Regions from separate parts of the Homo sapiens genome. Here region 1 is linked to region 2. Evidence: chromatin contacts called from ENCODE Hi-C or POLR2A ChIA-PET data. All regions are on one chromosome and are shown on one strand. The core of a region is the stretch at or near the end of the contact, and the rest is flanking DNA. Distances in the headings are between cores, read along the strand shown.

Region 1 (4,511 bases), core at 307-2,806, 65 kb after region 2:
TATTTATTGGGTACCAACAATGGCTTGTTTCATTGAACTTGCCGATACAAGTTCTGCCTGCAGATGAAATCGCCTTTGCAAAAATTATAGTAGTAAGGGAAATTTAACACACCTAACCCCATCTTGCTTCTACCAGGCTAGATTGCTTTTGCTCATTCTTGTGTGAAGGCCATAATAGTTCTTTCCTTGAACTGATCCCCTCCTTGTTCAGAAGTTAAAACCATATTTGTAAAGACCAACAGAAGGTAACAAGGTTAGAATTATGCTAGGGGCCTGAACTTTGCTGAAGAGTAGGCACGGTTAAACCATAACCATCCATTACTTGTTTAGCTGGCGTTTCTGTAAGTTGCTTATTGCCCAGAGTCACATAATTGGAGGTTACAAGATTTGTAACTTCCCCAACTGCTCCTAAAGATAACTTTATTATTGTGAAACCTAAATAACTGGTCTTTGAGATATTTTTCAGATTTAGCGTTTCAGCAGATCAAGAGATACCACCCCGTCCTGAAACTCTCTCCCAGGAACTGACTCAGATGCATGAAGACAGTTTAGGGACCCCTGTGATTTCATCCTTAGCCAATCAACTGTTTCAGTTCCCCAGGCCCCTGCCCACCAAAGTACTCTTCAAACCCCCTGAGAACCAGGCCCAATCTGTGATATCATTTTGGATAAATGTTTAGGATCATCGAAAGCAGACATTTGTTTTACTCAGTTTCTTCAATGGTGGTGTTACCACATGCTTAGGGGTGAGGCTGGGTAGTCCACTCTCTCCTCTTGTCCTTATCTCTCCTGTAACTAGCAACAAAAAAAGGATCTGATATCGGTATTGTGCATGAGGTATGACTGCGTGAAAAAGGACTCTTGATATGTATTGAACTCAGAGTCTCAAATGGCTAGAAAGATGTAGTTTTGTCATAGAAAGAGAAAGAAAGATAAAACGAAAAGAGAAGTAGAAGAGGAAGGAAAGAATCCAAGCAAAGAAGTAAAGAAATGGCCGGGTATGGTGGATCACACCTATAATCCCAGCACTTTGGGAGACTGAGTCGGGAAGATCCCTTGAGCTCAGGAGTTTGAGACCAACCTGGGCAATACAGTGAAACCCCATCTCTATAAAAGTAAAAAATTAGCTGTGGGGCATGCCTGTAGTTCCATCTACTTGGGAGGCTGAGGTGGGAGGATGCTTAAGGCTGGGAGGTAGAGGGTTCTGTGAGCCATGATTGCACCACTGTACTCCAGCCTGGAAGACAGAGCAAGAGCCTGTCTCAAAAAAAAAAAAAAAAAAAAGAAAAAGAAGTGAAGAAAAGAGGAGAAAGAGAAAGGAAGGAAGGAAGGAAGGAAGGAAAGAAGATTGGAAGGAGCAAAGAACAGGGAAAGTTAAGAAAAGTGGAAAGGAAAGAAAACACGACAAGAAAAGGAAGAGAGAGAAAAGAGGAATTGGAGGCTTTGAGTTTCTTCCTGTTTATAGACTTGAGTTAAAAAAAGAACTGTTGGATTCAAACGGCAGGCATCTCATTGTGCACTCCTACCTTTGTATAAAGAACAAAACACCATTTACTCCCAGGTCTCTTCTGACATTAATCAATAAGGCTGTTTCTCTTACCAAGGCACTATGAGGGGATGGGCACTACAAGGTGGTAAGGAGGGATGGTAGAATAAGCACTAACTAGTAGGAACAACTATTATTTGTGAGCTTTAATGAGGTAGCAGGCACAAAAGGCAGTTAATCTCTGCCTAATGATCTGATGTAGTCCATGAAGCCATGCTATGGGGCTGCATTGCTTTTATTGAACAAGGCTCTCAGTGTTATCTCACCTCTTGCTTAGCCAAAAGCCACTGATTTGATTCTGGAGCTGTGGAAAGACATGGTTACATAGTTATTTCATAGCACTCAATTTCTATACTATAAGGTGAGAATGGGAAAGAACAGCTATTTATTTTTAAAGAGAAATCCAGTTGGGTGAAGCCAATTTTATGCAGCTTGGGTACGAACAATAAATATGTAAGTGTGTTGTAGGCATTTTATATGGTTGTCTGATAACCACCTTAGATCACTTTTCTGGTGGATTTTTTTGTTTTGTTTTGTTTTTTAAAGACAGGGTCTTGTTCTGTCACCCAGGCTAGTGAGATCATGGCTCACCATAACCTCACACTCCCGGGCTCAAGTGATTCTCCCACCTCAGGCTCCCAAGTAGCTAGGAATATAGGCACGTACTGCCATATCAAGCTAATTTTTAAATTTTTTGTAGAGATGGTGTCTCATTATGTTGCCCAGGCTTGTTTTGTACTCCTGGCCTCAGCAATCCTCCTACCTTGGCCTCCCAAAATGTTGGGATTATAGGCATGAGTCACCCAGCATAGCCCATTGTGGCAATTTTTTTTTTTTTTTTTTTTTAGAGGCAGAGTCTTACTTTTTTGCCCATGCTGGAGTGCAGTGGTGTGATAGCTCACTGCAGCCTTGAACGCCTGGGCTCTGCCTTGAACACCTGGATCCTCCTACCTCAACCTCCTGGGTAGCAAGACTACAGATGCCCAACTAATTTTATTATTTTTTGTAGAGATGGGTTCTTACTATGTTGCCCAGGCTGGTCTTGAACTCCTGGCCTCAAGTGATTCTTTCACCTTTGACTTCCAAAGTGCTGGGATTATAAGTCTGAGCCACCATGCCCAGTCTATTGTAATTCTTTAATGCCATCAGTTATGTTGGGCATTAAAAGATACTTTAAAAAATTCTCCATCTATACAATAAAACATATTGGATAGAACTCTAGATGAACTTTCAAACAACTGCAACTTTGGAAGAATGAAGCCAGGATAGCGCACAGACTACCACTTCCCGTTGTGTAATGAAGCAGACATTGCTAATTGATTGCTGCACTTTTCCCATCATGTGCAGATATGACCTCAACATTCTTCTCCATCTAGCATACCAGGAAGACACTATTTGGAGACCCTAGACTGGAGTTATTACATAAGACAAAATCTTTTGCCATCCCTAACGTAAATCATAAGAAAACGTTGTCTTTCTCTTCTTTTCTTGCTGTTTTGTTTTCTTCTTCTTTTTTTTTTATTGTTTTTAACCTTATGGAAATTTTTAAGGATAAACAGCCTGGGCTTTGTATTTCCAGCTGAATCACTAAATGGCTCATTGCTTGTTATGTCACTTTGAAAAGTGGGCCACTTTAGAAGTTCCACTGGGGAATTCTGACAGGATTGCTGAGGCAAGACTTCATTTTATTTTTTGATCCTTTTACCCTATGCCAGACATCGATGGGAGCCAACACCTGGAACAAATGGAAAATTGTGTATTTCAGCAGGGAAGGAAAATGGGTTGCACCATGTGAGAATCTGATCTTTTGGGATGGAAAGTTTTCTCTGATGGCAAGTGAATGCCAAGTGACCCTGAAGGTTCATGTCTGTTTGTTTGACTTTTCTTGTCCTTGCCTCTTGAAGTTGCCAGCAAAGGCCAGCAAATGACCACACAGAACAAAATGGTGTGATAGAAGGGAAGGTTTAGGCTGTGGCTTTCAAACTTGAGGAGTGAATTGGTTTCATTAAAATGCATTATTCACAGAATGAAAAATGCAACCCTCATCTTTGGTTGACACATGATTATTAGATTCTTCAGGATTCCTTGAATTTGGTTTGCAACTGACATCACACAAATGGCATCAGAACTTTTTGAACCAAGGATTCAATTTCAAAATTCAATATTGTAGGAAAAGGAAAACAAATAGGCCTTGTCTGTTAGTATACAATGGCCCTAAAAATACACAACTGCAATTTCATGGCTGACCTGTGCTGTAATTGACTTGTGGTGGTTCACTTACTGAAATTTTAATTCTACATTTGGCCAAAAATGACCTGTATGTGAAAACCATTACATACCCTCTCTCAGTAAGGAAAAGGAAGACAAGGTAATGGGCATAAGTTTAGTTTCTGTGGTGTGGCTGAAGAGAGCAAGGGAGTACCTGATCCTGGCTTTGCAGACCTGAGCAAGTTGTCAAACTTCTTTGATCCTTAGTTTTTTCACCTGTAACTGGAGTAATAATATGCATGTCTTAGGTTTGTTAGGAGAAGGGGAGATCAGTTAGTGCATATGGGGTGCCTAGCACAGGGCCGGATACATTGAAAGGGCTCAGTAAGTTTTGTTATTTTGTATGTTATATCATGGCTTTGAATGGCAGTGGTCTTTCTAGTTTAGATAGTATTGAGAAAACGTAATCTTGGAATTGTGGAATGGGAAAGCTTCCTCAATAGCTTTCCTGTGTTTAGATTGTTGATTTTAAGCTTCCGCCTACAGCAGCTTTTTCACACCTCTTATGACAGGTTGCAAAAATGGCCCACTTCTTCCTCATTTCCCCTATCCGCACCCTTAGCCCATGTGATTTTGAAGTTCCTCCCATTAGGAAGGAGATCTATTTCCTTGCTTCTTGTTTCTGAATTGATCATGTGACTTTCTTTGGTTGATGGATGTTAGCAGACATAATGTAAAGAAAGGCTTGAAAAGTTAG
Region 2 (4,397 bases), core at 1,510-4,009:
ACAGGCCTTTCAGAGACCACAGCAAGCCATCACAACACGAGAGGTGCTGTGCACCAGAAGCTTCTCTGACTGGAAGGTGAGATAAGGACCCATTAGGGTGATCCGAGGAGCAGATGAAGTGCTTTGGGATATGATGGAAGACTGCAGATATCAATGCATCTTGCTGGAAATAAAACTGGAGCTTTTTTGCTTTGGTTGCTAATAAAATCTTTAAACAGTTGTCTTATGTCTTCTCTTACTATCATTTTTTCCAAGCTTCTGCACTTATTTTCTGGATTTTTGGGAATGGGACAAATAAATAAATGAAGTCCCCAGAATTTCTCAAACTGTCCTTTATTTTACTAGTTCTTCATCCCTATTCTCCCAGATGTATTAGTTTTTTTGTTGTTGACTTTTTTGTAAAGTGTTACAAAGACATACCACAGTGCCTGAGGAGCTTCACCCTTGTCATCCTGAAGTTGGTTTCTTAAGGTTGTTTCAGAATGGAAAATTGGTGTAGATTATGGGGTGAGAGGTGTGTGGCAGAAACGTTTATGTAGCTCCAGTCAAGAAGTGAGAAAGGCCTCAATTCCTGCCTAGGTTCATGTTAAATGATATCTCAGAATTAACGGAAATAATCAAGACCCTTTGGATGAGTTATTAATGAAGAAATGGTGTAAAGAAGTTAATTTATACCCCCAACCATAGGGCAGATGAGTAATATTGACACTGTCAATTAATGTATTTACTTCTTTTTGTGTGTAATATAGGCTGTGGTGTCTAATTTCTGTATTAAAGTATTACAGGTGGGTCGTATGACAAGGGCTCTTCTTTAGTTCCTAATGATTGTGAAATCAGAGCTTTTTAAAGTTGGACAGGACCAAGGAGATTGTCTATGGTGATAAACCTGAATCTCAGAGAGGAGATGACTCACTGCCTCCTGACTTCCTGTGAGCATTCTTTCCACTCTGGTACAAGTGTGTCTCCACAGTTCTGTGACTTGATTCTACTTATGGACACCATAGAAAGTGTTACTTTGGGGGTAGAAAGACCTTTGCTGTATTAATTCACCCATAATTAGTTCCTGAATAAATAAGAGTTGCTGGCAATTATAGTTTCTGATGGGTGTTTACTTTTATTGTCTTCTCTTTTGAAATAAAGTCTTTTTGTTGAATTTTAATTTTCTTTTTCAGTTCAAATCTGAACATCAATGATGTACTAGGGAACTACTCATTGACTCTTGTTGATGCATTGGATACACTTGCAGTAAGTGTTCACCTTTTTTTAAAAAAATGAATTAAGATGTTTTAGAGTTGATTATCCCTAGTTCCCTCCAGCAGTGGGAATTCCAGGGAGCCTGATAAGTCAAAATGTATCATTAGCTTTGATAACTGTTATTTATTTTAATGACCTTAATGGGGAGAACAAGAAAAGTGTTGAAGGTTAAATGAGGGGAAATGTGATTCCATTAAAAAAAGGAGAAGGAATGTACGATTGATTTTAGGGAACCTATTTTTTTTTAACCAGTTTCTATCTTATTCCCTAAAAGAACCCATAATGAAGCTCATTAATATTGATAATTATAGTCGTTGCTATTCCAGGAGTAAAAGAGAGAAGATCTAAGGGTTGGCAGGTACCCTGAAATGTCATCTAGCCACTGGCTCCCCCAGGAGCAAGTTGGAGCCCTAGCGCCCATCCTTATGTGGGGCTCCCTAGAAACCCTTCTCTTTTATTTGCCACTTCCTGTTTTGTGGACACTCCATGCCTGAGCTGCCAACGTGGGTGCTGGCATTACTGCCTCATCCTGTGGTTTTGCTCATTGACTCTGGAGAACTAGAGGCCTTTGAGCAGATATGCAGAAGCACCTTGAAGGCAGTGTGGCACTCAGTACATGGTGCCATGTCTGTGTGCTTCATCTGCTTCACCTTTTGCCATTAAAGCAGTTTCCAGGGGACTGTATTCCAGCATAGTGTTGTTTTAAAATCTTCTTAGTTAAGGTGATTTTTACAACCTCTTTGCTTTCCTTCATTGTCCAGCAAGTCTTTACCATGAGAAATATCTTATTGCAGTCTAGCCCAAATGTTGTACTTTTATTTATTCTTGTTTCTTTTAACATGCCATAGAAGAGTTTAAAGCTGTCTGTTAGGAGATAGAATTGGGGCCGGGCGCAGTGGCTCACGCCTGTAATCCCAGCACTTAGGGCGGTTGAGGTGGGAGGATCAGCTGAGGTCAGGAGTTTGAGACCAGCCTGACCAACATGGTGAAACCCCTTCTCTACTAAAAGTACAAAAATTAGCTGGGCATGGTGGCGGGCGCCTGTGGTCCCAGCTCTTCAAGAGGCTGAGGCAGGAGAAATGCTTGAACCCAGGAGTCAGAGGTTGCAGTCAGCTGAGATTGCGCCACTGCACTGTAGCCTGGGCAACAGAGTGAGACTCCATCTCTGGAGACACACACACACACACACACACAAGAATTGGGTAATGTGCTAGCCAAGTTTGCATTATGATTGTCTAGTATCTTGCTAGTAGTAGAATTACCAGAACTTGGAAAGAGCTTGAGAGATCATTCTACGTCCTCATTTTATAAATAAGTAGTAGAAATAGGACTAGGCCCTTGGTCTAATAGGAAATCTGGGGTACTGATTTAGTATAATTTAAATTACAAAGCAACTTAGTTTCCCAATATCTCCTTCTGAAGTTATTGCTGCTCTGTTTCAGTCATTTACCATCACTGATCAAAATGTGCCCAGACAAGTATGTTCGACCTTAGAGCTAATTTGTTGATGATACCAGAGGCTGACTCAGCCTACAAGTGTTGCTTAAAGGAAACGTCCTAAGACTCAATGTATAGCTCATGAAAGCCTACTCCTTGTCCCTGAGAGCTTTGTCATCGTCGTCGTCTTTTCTTTTCTTTTCTTTTCTTTTTTTTTTTTTTGAGAGAGTCTCGCTCTGCCGCCAGGCTGGAGTGCTGTGGCGTGATCTTGGCTCACTTCAACCTTCAGCTCCTGGGTTCGAGTGATTCGCCTGCCTCAGCCTCCCGAGTAGCTGGCTTTTTTTTTTTTTTTTTTCCCCATTTTGTTTTTTTATCCCTCCATCTTGCCTGCTATTCTGTTGTTCACCATACTCTCCCCCACACTTAATGGTGTCTGGTGCACAGTAGCAGTGCAAATGTTTGTTCAAAAAATGAATTCTGACTAATGAAGCATTTCCCAACACAGATTCCAAAGATACTTACTCCCTGAAAGAAGAGTTCTGTTTCTAAATGAACTTGAGAAATTCCGTATGTCTGGTCCCACTATTAGAGAGCCACAGTGCCCATCAGCATTTTAAAGACTCTGAGAAGTCCTACAGTCAAACAAACAAACCCATTTAGCTCCTCTGTCCCATTCAGCCATTTTCAAACATTAGTGTGATTTCAGAACATAGTCACTCAGGATTCTATAGCTATCTGACCATAATGATAAACTACAATAAGTAAGAGCTGTTGACTTCCTTCACCTTCCTCACTTGATTTGAGCTCCTGTCAGCACCTGCAGCTTCACCAGATATTGTTGCTGGTAAACATCTGTAAGGAAACAGACTCATCTCTGTGGTTTTCATTGTAGAATATCCGGCCTTTAGTGCTTCAGGCTTATTTTTCAGGTGTTACTTCTGTTGAAGTTTTCCTTTTCTTTTGCTAACATTTAAACAGGCTTTAACAGATGTGCTAGGGAAACACTGTGAAGATAGCAGTCCCCTGACCATTGGATGCAACTTGCAGCATTATTGCATCATCTTCTAAAAAGAAAGAACTGAAAGCTAGAAATGTCTGTACTTACTCTGTAGGTTACAGCAAAATAACGATGAGGTGGAAAAAATGTAGTTAGGCACAGCTTGGTTTTATACATTGTAGGGAGACATGAGACATCAATCAGTATGTGTAAGATGTACATTGGTTCAGTCCAGAAAAGTGAGACAACTTGAAGTGCTGGGGGTGGGGTGAGGGGGCACTTCCAAGTCACAGGCAGATAAAAGACAAATGGTTACATTTTTTTTGTCTTTTTTTTTTGAGACAGAGTCTTGCTGTGTTGCCCAGGCTGGAGTGCAGTGGTGAGATCTCGGCTCACTGCACCCTCCACCTTCCCAGGGGTTCAAGCAGTTCTTGTGCCTCAGCCTCCCGAGTAGCTGGGATTACAGGCATGCGCCACCACGCCTGGCTAATTTTTTGTATTTTTAGTAGAGACAAGGTTTTGCCATGTTGGCCAGGCTGGTTTTGAACTCTTGGCCTGAAGTGATCCGCTCGCTTTGGCCTCCCTAAGTATGGGCTTACAGACCTGAGCCACCGTGTCCAGCCGGTTGACTCTCTGATTAGCCTTTCACGGAATATACAGTTTACCTGTGACAAAGGTAGAGGAATAGTCACTTATGCCTTTGTCTGGC

The links. A loop is a pair of places that touch in the nucleus more often than their neighbours do. ChIA-PET counts read pairs that join two places held with the same protein, here RNA polymerase II (POLR2A).
Region 1: a map of naive thymus-derived CD4-positive, alpha-beta T cell shows a loop between it and region 2 (2.2-fold over the local background). The contact joins two enhancer-like sites. A Hi-C loop is called at or near these places in 1 of 168 maps with a recorded cell type or tissue (naive thymus-derived CD4-positive, alpha-beta T cell). POLR2A ChIA-PET finds 5 or more read pairs at or near these places in 5 of 52 experiments (MCF 10A, OCI-LY7, PC-3 and 2 more).

The regions. Positions count from the first base shown.
Region 1 is chr3:5,259,840-5,264,350 of GRCh38, forward strand. No RefSeq gene overlaps it. Among named protein-coding and RNA genes, the nearest start is that of MIR4790, 12 kb to the left of the region's middle. Within about 2 kb of position 1,557, at least 2 of the 41 ENCODE cell types and tissues checked have a DNase peak (open chromatin) inside an H3K27ac peak, as active enhancers do; they include OCI-LY7, where a contact is called at or near this core.
Region 2 is chr3:5,194,037-5,198,433 of GRCh38, forward strand. EDEM1 (ER degradation enhancing alpha-mannosidase like protein 1) reads left to right here. Exons shown (of 12, transcript NM_014674.3): 2 at 1,173-1,245. Among named protein-coding and RNA genes, the nearest start is that of EDEM1, 8.5 kb to the left of the region's middle. RefSeq lists enhancers at 514-583, 984-1,053, 3,616-3,795. Within about 2 kb of position 2,760, at least 15 of the 41 ENCODE cell types and tissues checked have a DNase peak (open chromatin) inside an H3K27ac peak, as active enhancers do; they include OCI-LY7, where a contact is called at or near this core.